2 separate regions of the Homo sapiens genome follow, and region 1 is linked to region 2. A link is an interaction called in ENCODE POLR2A ChIA-PET data of the cell type or tissue named here. Cell type or tissue: HepG2. All regions are shown on one strand. Region 1 has its middle 12 kb from the start of LINC02513. Region 2 overlaps LINC01258 (long intergenic non-protein coding RNA 1258).

The links. ChIA-PET counts read pairs that join two places held together with the same protein. Peaks named below come from ENCODE experiments on the same cell type or tissue, not always from the same donor. Only the 100,000 strongest peaks of a DNase experiment are listed, where the experiment ranks them.
Region 1: POLR2A ChIA-PET joins it to region 2 with 5 read pairs; 3 of 35 experiments call an interaction of 5 or more read pairs at or near these places.

Annotation. Positions count from the first base shown.
Region 1 is chr4:38,352,839-38,356,838 of GRCh38, forward strand. No RefSeq gene overlaps it. Among named protein-coding and RNA genes, the nearest start is that of LINC02513, 12 kb to the right of the region's middle. In HepG2, no CTCF peak of the experiment used is centred here; no DNase peak of the experiment used is centred here.
Region 2 is chr4:38,422,988-38,426,987 of GRCh38, forward strand. The region is part of intron 7 of LINC01258 (long intergenic non-protein coding RNA 1258); the gene reads right to left. Among named protein-coding and RNA genes, the nearest start is that of LINC02513, 58 kb to the left of the region's middle. RefSeq lists an enhancer at 1,699-2,231. In HepG2, no CTCF peak of the experiment used is centred here; DNase peaks (open chromatin) are centred at 1,474 and 1,784; H3K4me3 peaks cover 431 bases.

The DNA of each region.
Region 1 (4,000 bases), 70 kb before region 2:
TTATTCTAAAAAATCTAGAAGGAGGGACTCCTCCTTAACTCATTCTGTAAAGCCAGCATTATTCTGATATGAAAACCTGACAAAGACACAACAAAGAAAAGAAAATTTCAGGCCAATATCCCTGATGAACATAGAGGCAAAAATTCTTCAACAAAATACTTGCAAACCAAATCCAACAGCACATCAAAAAGTTAATTGACCATGATCAAGTAGGCTTCATTCCTGGGATGCAAGGTTGGTTTAACATACGTAAATCAATAAAGTTGATTTACTACATACAAGAATTAAATACAAAAACCATATGATCAATGTAATAAATGAAGAAAAGTCTTTTGATAAAATTTGACATTGCTTCATGTTGAAAAAACCCTCAACAAATTAGGCATTGAAGGAACATACCTCAAAATAATAAGAGCCATCTATGACAAATCCATAGCCAACATCATACTGAATGGTGGAACATCATACTGAACGCTGGAAGCATTCCCCTTGAGAACTGGAAGGAGACAAGAATGCCAACTCTTACTATCACTCCTATTTAGCACAGTACTGGAAGTCCTAGCCAGAGCAGTCAGGCAAGAGAAAGAAAGATAAAACATCCAAATAGGAAAAGAAGAAATCAAATTATGTCTCTTTACAGATAACATGATTCCTATACCTAGAAAACCCTAAAGACTCCACCAAAAGGCCTCTAGAACTGATAAATGACTTCAGTAAAGTTCCAGGATACAAAATCAATGTACAAAATTCAGTGCATTTCTATACACCAATAGCATTCAACCTGAGAGCCAAATCAAGAATGCAATTCCATTTACAATAGCCACAAAAAAATACCTGGGAATATATCTAACCAAGGAGGTGAAAGATCTCTACAACAAGAATTACAAAACACTTCTAAGAGAAATCAGACAACAACACAAACAATGAAAAAGCATCCCATGCTCATGAGTAGGAAGAATCAATATTGTTAAAATGGCCATAGTGCCCAAAGGAATTTATGATGTCAATAATATTCTTATCAAGCTACCAATATAATTTTTCACAGAATTAGAAAAAACTATTCTAAAATTCATATGGAATCAAAAAAGAGCCCAAGTAGCCAATGTAATTCTAAGCAGAAAGAGTAAAGCCAGAGGCATCATACTATCTGACTTCAAACTATACTACAAGGTTAGAATAACAAAAACAGCATGGTGATGGCATAAAAACAGACACATAGACCAAAAGAACAGGATAGATAACCCAGAAATAAGGCTGCACACCTACAACCATCTAATCTCTGACAAAGTCAACCAATACAAGCAATGGTGAAAGGACTCCCTCTCTATTCAATAAATGGTGCTGGGGTAGCTGGATAGCCATATGCAGAAAATTGAAACTAGACCCCTGCCTTTTACCGTATATGAAAATTAACTCAAGATGGATTAGAGATCTAAATATAAGACCTAAAACTATAGTAATTCTAGAAAAAACCTTAGGAAACACCATTCTGGACATCAGCCTTGGCAAAGAATTTATGAGTAAGTCCGCAAAATCATTTGCAACATAAATAAAAACTGACAAGTAGGCCTAATTAAACTAAAGAGCTTCTGCACAGCAAAGGAAACTATTAACGGAGTAAACAGACAACCTACAAAATGGTAGAAAATGTTCTCAAACTATGCATCCAACAAAGGTGTAATCCAGAATCTATAAGGAACTTAAACAATTGAACAAGCAAAAAACAAATAACCCTGTTAAAAAATGGGCATAAAACATGAACAGACACTTCTCAAAAGAAGACATACAATCAGGCAACAAACTTGAAAAAATGTTCAACATCACTAATCATTAGAGAAATGCAAATCCAAACCAAAATGAGATACTATCTTACACCAGTCAGAATGGCTGTTATTAAAAAGTCAAATTACAGATATTGCCAGGACTGCAGAGAAAGGTGAACACTTATACACTGTTGGTGGGAATGTAAATTAGTTCATCCACTGTGGAAAGCATTTGGGAGATTTCTCAAAGAACTAAAAACAGAACTCCCATTCCACCCAGCAATCCCATTACTAAGTATACACCCAAAGGAAAACAAATCATTCTACCAAAACGTCATATGCACTTGCATGTTCACCCCAGCACCATTCACACTACCAAAGACGTGGACTCAACCTAGATGCCCATCAGTGATGGACTGGATAAAGAAAATAGTATGTATATACCATGGAATACTATGCAACCATGAAAAAGAACAAAATCATGTCCTTTGTAGCAACACGGATACCCCAGCTGGACACTAACATCATAAGTGAATTAACACGGGAGCAGAAAACCAAATACCACATGTTCTTACATACATATGGGAGCTAAACACTGAATACACATGGACACAAAGATGAAAACAATACACATTGGGGATGACTAGAGGGAGGGTGCGAGTGTTGGAAAACTATCAGATACTATGCTCACTACATGAGTGACAGGATCAAAGAAGACGAAGTCTTCCTGCATCAGGGTGGGCTCTAAATCCAATTACTGGTGTTCCTATAAGACACAAAGAAAGGAATAAGGGAATGTGAGGATGGAGGCAGGGGTTGGAGTGATGCAGCTAAAAGCCAAGGAACACCAAGGATGTCTGGAAGCCACTAGAAGCTGAAACGAGCAGCTTTGGAGGGAGTAGGGCCTGGCCAACACCTCGACTTCAGATTCTAGCCTCCTGAACTACAGGAGAATAAATTTATATTGTTTTAAGGCACACAGTTTGTGGTAATTTGTCATGGCAACTCTGGGAAACTAATCCAATAGCTAAAAAAAAAAAACCCTGGGAGCTGGGTCTTGGATCAAAAAAGATTAATCATTTGTTTTCAAATATCAATTCCTGTCCCCTCTGTTCTCAGGGAATTTTATAACCAGTTTCTTATTTCTGTAGCTGCCAAGAGAGTAGAACAGAGGAGAATCTCTCGTTTTACATTAAAATGTCGTGAGATGCAATGTAAAGTAATGTGATATGATGTAATGTCATATCCTAAAGTCAGGGTTAAATTCCACCTAAATGCTTCTAGTAATGGGAACGATGAAGCTTTATTGAGTGCTTCCTGTGTGAACAGAACTGTATAACTCATCAGCCTTCACAACAACCTTATGATAGGGTAGGTGTTATTATTATTATTATTATTATTATTGGAGATGGAGTCTCGTTCTGTCGCCCAGGCTGGAGTACAGTAGTGTGATCTCTGCTCACTGCAACCTCCGCCTCCTGGGTTCAAGCAATTCTCCTGCCTTGGCCTCCCAAGTAGCTGGGACTACAGGCGCACACCCCATGCCTGGCTAATTTTTTGTATTTTAGTAGAGACGGGGTTTCACTGTGTTGCCCAGGCTTTCTCGATCTCCTGAGCTCAGGCAATCCGCCCGCCTTGGCCTCCCAAAGTGCTAGGATTACAGGCATGAGCCACCGTGCCCAGCTCAGGTCCTATTATTATTACTATTTGACAGACGAGGACACTGAACCTTGTCTCCAAAGGCACATGGCTGGTAAATGGTCAAAGACAGGATTTGACCAAGAAACTGACTCCAGAGCTCGTGCTCCTAACCACTACGTTATCTATATGCCTCGTAAACATGGGAATGCCACGCAAAATGATTCTTTAAAAAACAACAAAAAACTATTCTTTCTGTTTGCTGAAATATAATATGGGCAAGTTAAGATCTGGGGAAAAAATCTCAATTCATAAAGCGGCAGAGCAGACGCATATGCATAGAAAACTATCCACAAGAAAATAAATCAGCAGAAGTATGTCATGTCTTAATTTTTTTAAAAGCAACATTTTTCATTTTTCAACGTTGTGGTGCTGCCACCATTACACACACACAGCCCTCCAAAAAGAATCTTGACCTAAACTTTATAATTTATACAAAAAAGAATTCACAATGAGTCATAGATTTATGCATTCAAATGTAAAATGTAAAACAATACTACTTTTAGAAGGAAACAGGATATAGGAAAGGAATTTTTTTT
Region 2 (4,000 bases):
TCTGAATCTCTGTTGCTTGGCCTAGTGCAGCGTGTGGCATGAAGGAAGTGCCCAATAAACACATGCTGAATATCTACTGCTTGTCCGCAAATAAGAATTAAGTGCCTGGAAACCCAAACAGGGGCAGAAAAGCCACTTCCTGCCCAGAAATTGCTCTGTGATTAATTTCATTGTTCATCTAGAACTAACACCATCTTGAAATACCGATGTTTGCATTAGTTTGCCAGGGCTTCCATAACAAGGTACCACACAGTGGGTGCTTAAACAATAGGAGTTTCTTCTCTCATAGTTCCAGAGGCTGCAAGTCCCAACTCAAAGTGCTGCCAGGGCTGGCTTCTTCTAAGACCACTCTTTTTAGCTTGAGGATGGCCTTCTGCTCCCTGTGCCCCACATACATCTCCCTCCTTGCAGGTCTGTCCAAATCTCTTCTTACAAGGACACCAGAGATCAGATTAGGGCTTACCCCAGTGAACTCATTTTAACTTAATTACCTCTTTAAAGACCCTGTCTCAAAAAACAGTCACATTCTGAGACACTGGGGGTTAGGGATTCAACATACACATTTTGGGGGAATAGAACTCAGTCCGTAATAATGTTGAACACATCTGACGTTTAGGGGTCAAAAAGAAAAATCAGAAGAACTTTCCTGAATCCAGTTATCATTCATCCCCAAAGGCTCGATCTGTTACCCTTTCTCCGGATTATTTTGAATGCTTTACTGCATGACTAGACCTATGTCAGTTGCTATCAGAGAGTGTTGCTTCCTTCCATGTTAATGCAAGCCCCTCAGCAAGATTGGATCTCTAAAATGCCTTCAGCCAGCTTAGTACAATGCCGAAAAGCTCTAGAAGTTACTTTATGTATTTGTTTGACTGACTACAGAAAAACACCCATCTCAGCAACTCATAAAGCAGAAGGAGAGGCATTAGGGGTAGTGTTGTCAGCAGGGCCAGGGGGCAGTGCATAAAGCCCTTTTATCAGTCAAATTCTGTGCTTCAGAGAACCTAGGTCGGTCCAAAGCACATTTTTCTAATTCATTCATGTCTGTGTGCGTGTACACGCGTGCGCACACCAGAAATCATTATAATATTTTTAAAGTGTGTCTACAAGGCTGTGATCTTTGGAGACTTTCAAAAATGAAAACAATCACAGGGTGCAGACATTGCCTGACAGGCAGGGGACTGAAAGCAAAATTAAATAATGAACAGGCCAAGGGCACTGGGGGCAGGAATCTGAAGTAGAAGCCTTCAGAGCAAGCACTTTGATAAAGAAAAGAAAGGCTACCGAAGGAAAAGCAATTAATGGGGAAGGGGCTGGTACTAAAATGAGCCCAGGGAAAGCTGCTGGGGACAGGAGGGAGGGCAGGGTGCACTGGAGAGTGGTGGGGTGGTGGTGGGGGAACCAACGTGCTCGCCAGGCCGTCATTAGCCCAGAATTATCAGGCACCTGAAACAACAAGGTCAAGAATGTGACCTGAACGATAGATGAAATATTTGTTTAGGAAGCCACATGCTGGGAGAAAGACTCAAAGAGTTAAACTGGGGTGCTTACCTTTTCTGATTGTAGAATTAAACAACAACAAAAATACAAGCAAAGCCTATAGATTCATTTTATTAATGTCCTGAAGAAAACTGATCAGATACTGAGTGTGGGGAGACAGCAGGCTCTGTCTGATCTCTCAGTGTAGGGACCAGAAGGGCAGGGGGAGGAACGCGGGCATAGACTGGGCCTCAGCCCCTCCCCAGCAGGGCCAGCAGCCTCGCCAACCAGGGCATCCGGATTCCAGGCCTCCTGGACAAAGGGCCCTTCCCCCCTTGTCAGCCTTCCTGTTCCCTGGGATTGTGTGGCCCAACCCTTTGATCAAACTAGGGTATTATGTCTACAGACAACTGCTTTAAATATCAAGGTTTCAGGGCTGGCTCTTGGGTCCCTCAGCTTCTCCATTAAAAAAAAAAAAAAAAAAAAAAAAGCAAGTATATGCCTGGGCTTTTTAGGATTTCTGTTTTCCACCTTAAAATAACCTGGTCTCTAACAGGGCTTTCCAAAGCTGTCCCAGCCCTTGGAAAATGTCAGAAGATGACCAGGTGGACGCATCATGAACAGAAATCGGCAGCTTAGTGTTTCTGCTGGTTGTGGCCTAAATGCTCTTTTACAATGGAAGGAGAATCTACTCGTGGCCAATGTGAATTTCGAAAAAGTTGTACTTGAAGTAACGGACTGGGAGCCAGGATTCTAGGGTTCCAGACCTGGTTCTGCAGCACACTCTGAGTCTTTTAGTCATTTAGTCTCTCTGGATTAGAGTTTTCCCTTTTTACACAAAAAGGGATGTTTTTGGATGTTTAAACTTGCCAAGCTCTGATGCCAGATTTAAAAATCCTACAATTCTTTCACTGCTATGTATTCCCTAAAAAGAACGTTCTGCCTGACCCTGCAATAACCTAAGTACTATGTATTTCATCAGCTTCAAGAAATAGTTAAATGGAAAGACGAAAATGAAAAACTGTCTCGGATGGTAACACCTTCTCCATAACTCACCAATTTAATAAGGAGCTGGAGTCTAACATGGCCAGATCATAATACCTCTGGGTAACAGTTTTCTGATTTTACTTAGAGAAAATATAATAAAAATGCTATTCTAGATGGATCCATTTCTTTTGCCTCTTGCCCCATAAATCACTTCCCTTTCTAGTCAACAGAAAACCCCTCCCTCACAGTAGTAGCAAGAAAATTGAGGCAGGTGCAAGACAAGAGAAGTAGATCAAGTTGAGATCTATTGAAAATTGCAAAAGATTTGCCATAAAATTGTATTTAACAGAGCAAGAAATTCTGATGTATATCTGAAAGTAGCTTTGCTAAGTTATGATTGCGTTAGCCACATGTGGAAAAGTGCTGAGAATGTCTTATGATTATTATTGGTGACACATTTCCATGTCTTCTATTATCTGAACTCAATGGGATTACTCTTACTAGGTGTACTTATTGAATTTACATAGTGTAGGAGTTCACATTCTGAGGCTTTTCTTCTGGATTGTATGGAAGACGGTTCTGGACATCAGAATCCCAAGGTTTATTTAATTCTTTTTCTGATCTTTGTTTTTACATTTTAAAACATGTTATGAGACCTTATCAATTTCTCAGCACTTCTATTGCCATAATACTTAGGATGAATTAGAGAGCTGCTTTGAGGTTTCTAAGGAGAGCCCTGTCACTGAGTCAGTCTCGACACAAGATCCTCATTTTGGTCCGCAAATCTCAGCCAGAATCAAGACTTCAGTCATTCTCCTGAGACATCCGTTTATGAGGCTGATGTCTAATCTCTGTCTGCTTCCATGCTCAATCTCTTTCTTGAGCCTACCTTATCATACCAAATTTGTTCACCTGGATGTTCTCAGGTATGCTAAATTCAAGTGCTTAAGACTAAATTTGTAATGTTTCCTCCAGAAAGCAACTTCCGTGACACCCTTCATTATATCACTGCTATGGTTTGAATGTCTGTGACCCTCCAAAATTTGAGACCCAATGCAACAGTATCAGGAAATGGGGCCTTTAGGAGGCAGGTTATAGGGGCTCTACCCTCAAGGATGGAATAAGTACCTCATATACCTTCTGCTATATGAGGACACAGCATTTGTCTCCTCCAGAGGACACAGCATTTGAGGTGTCATCTTGGAAGCAAAGACCAGGCTCTCACCAGACACCAAACATGCCAGCACCTTGATCTTGGACTTTCCAGCCTCTAGAACTCTGAGAAATACATCTCCATTGTTTATACATTACTCAATCTAAAGCATTTTGTTACAGCAGCACAAACAGACTAAGATAATCAACAACAATAGTATTTTTCTGGTCACCAGATTTAAACCTCAGCATCATCTCTATATAGTACCTCCCTCTTGCCTGCAGTTTGGTTACTGGGTCATGTCCATTCTTCCTGTGCAGTGTCTTTTTGATCTGTCCTTTCTGGCTGATGCTAGTTGCCATCAATCCCTGATCTTTCAGC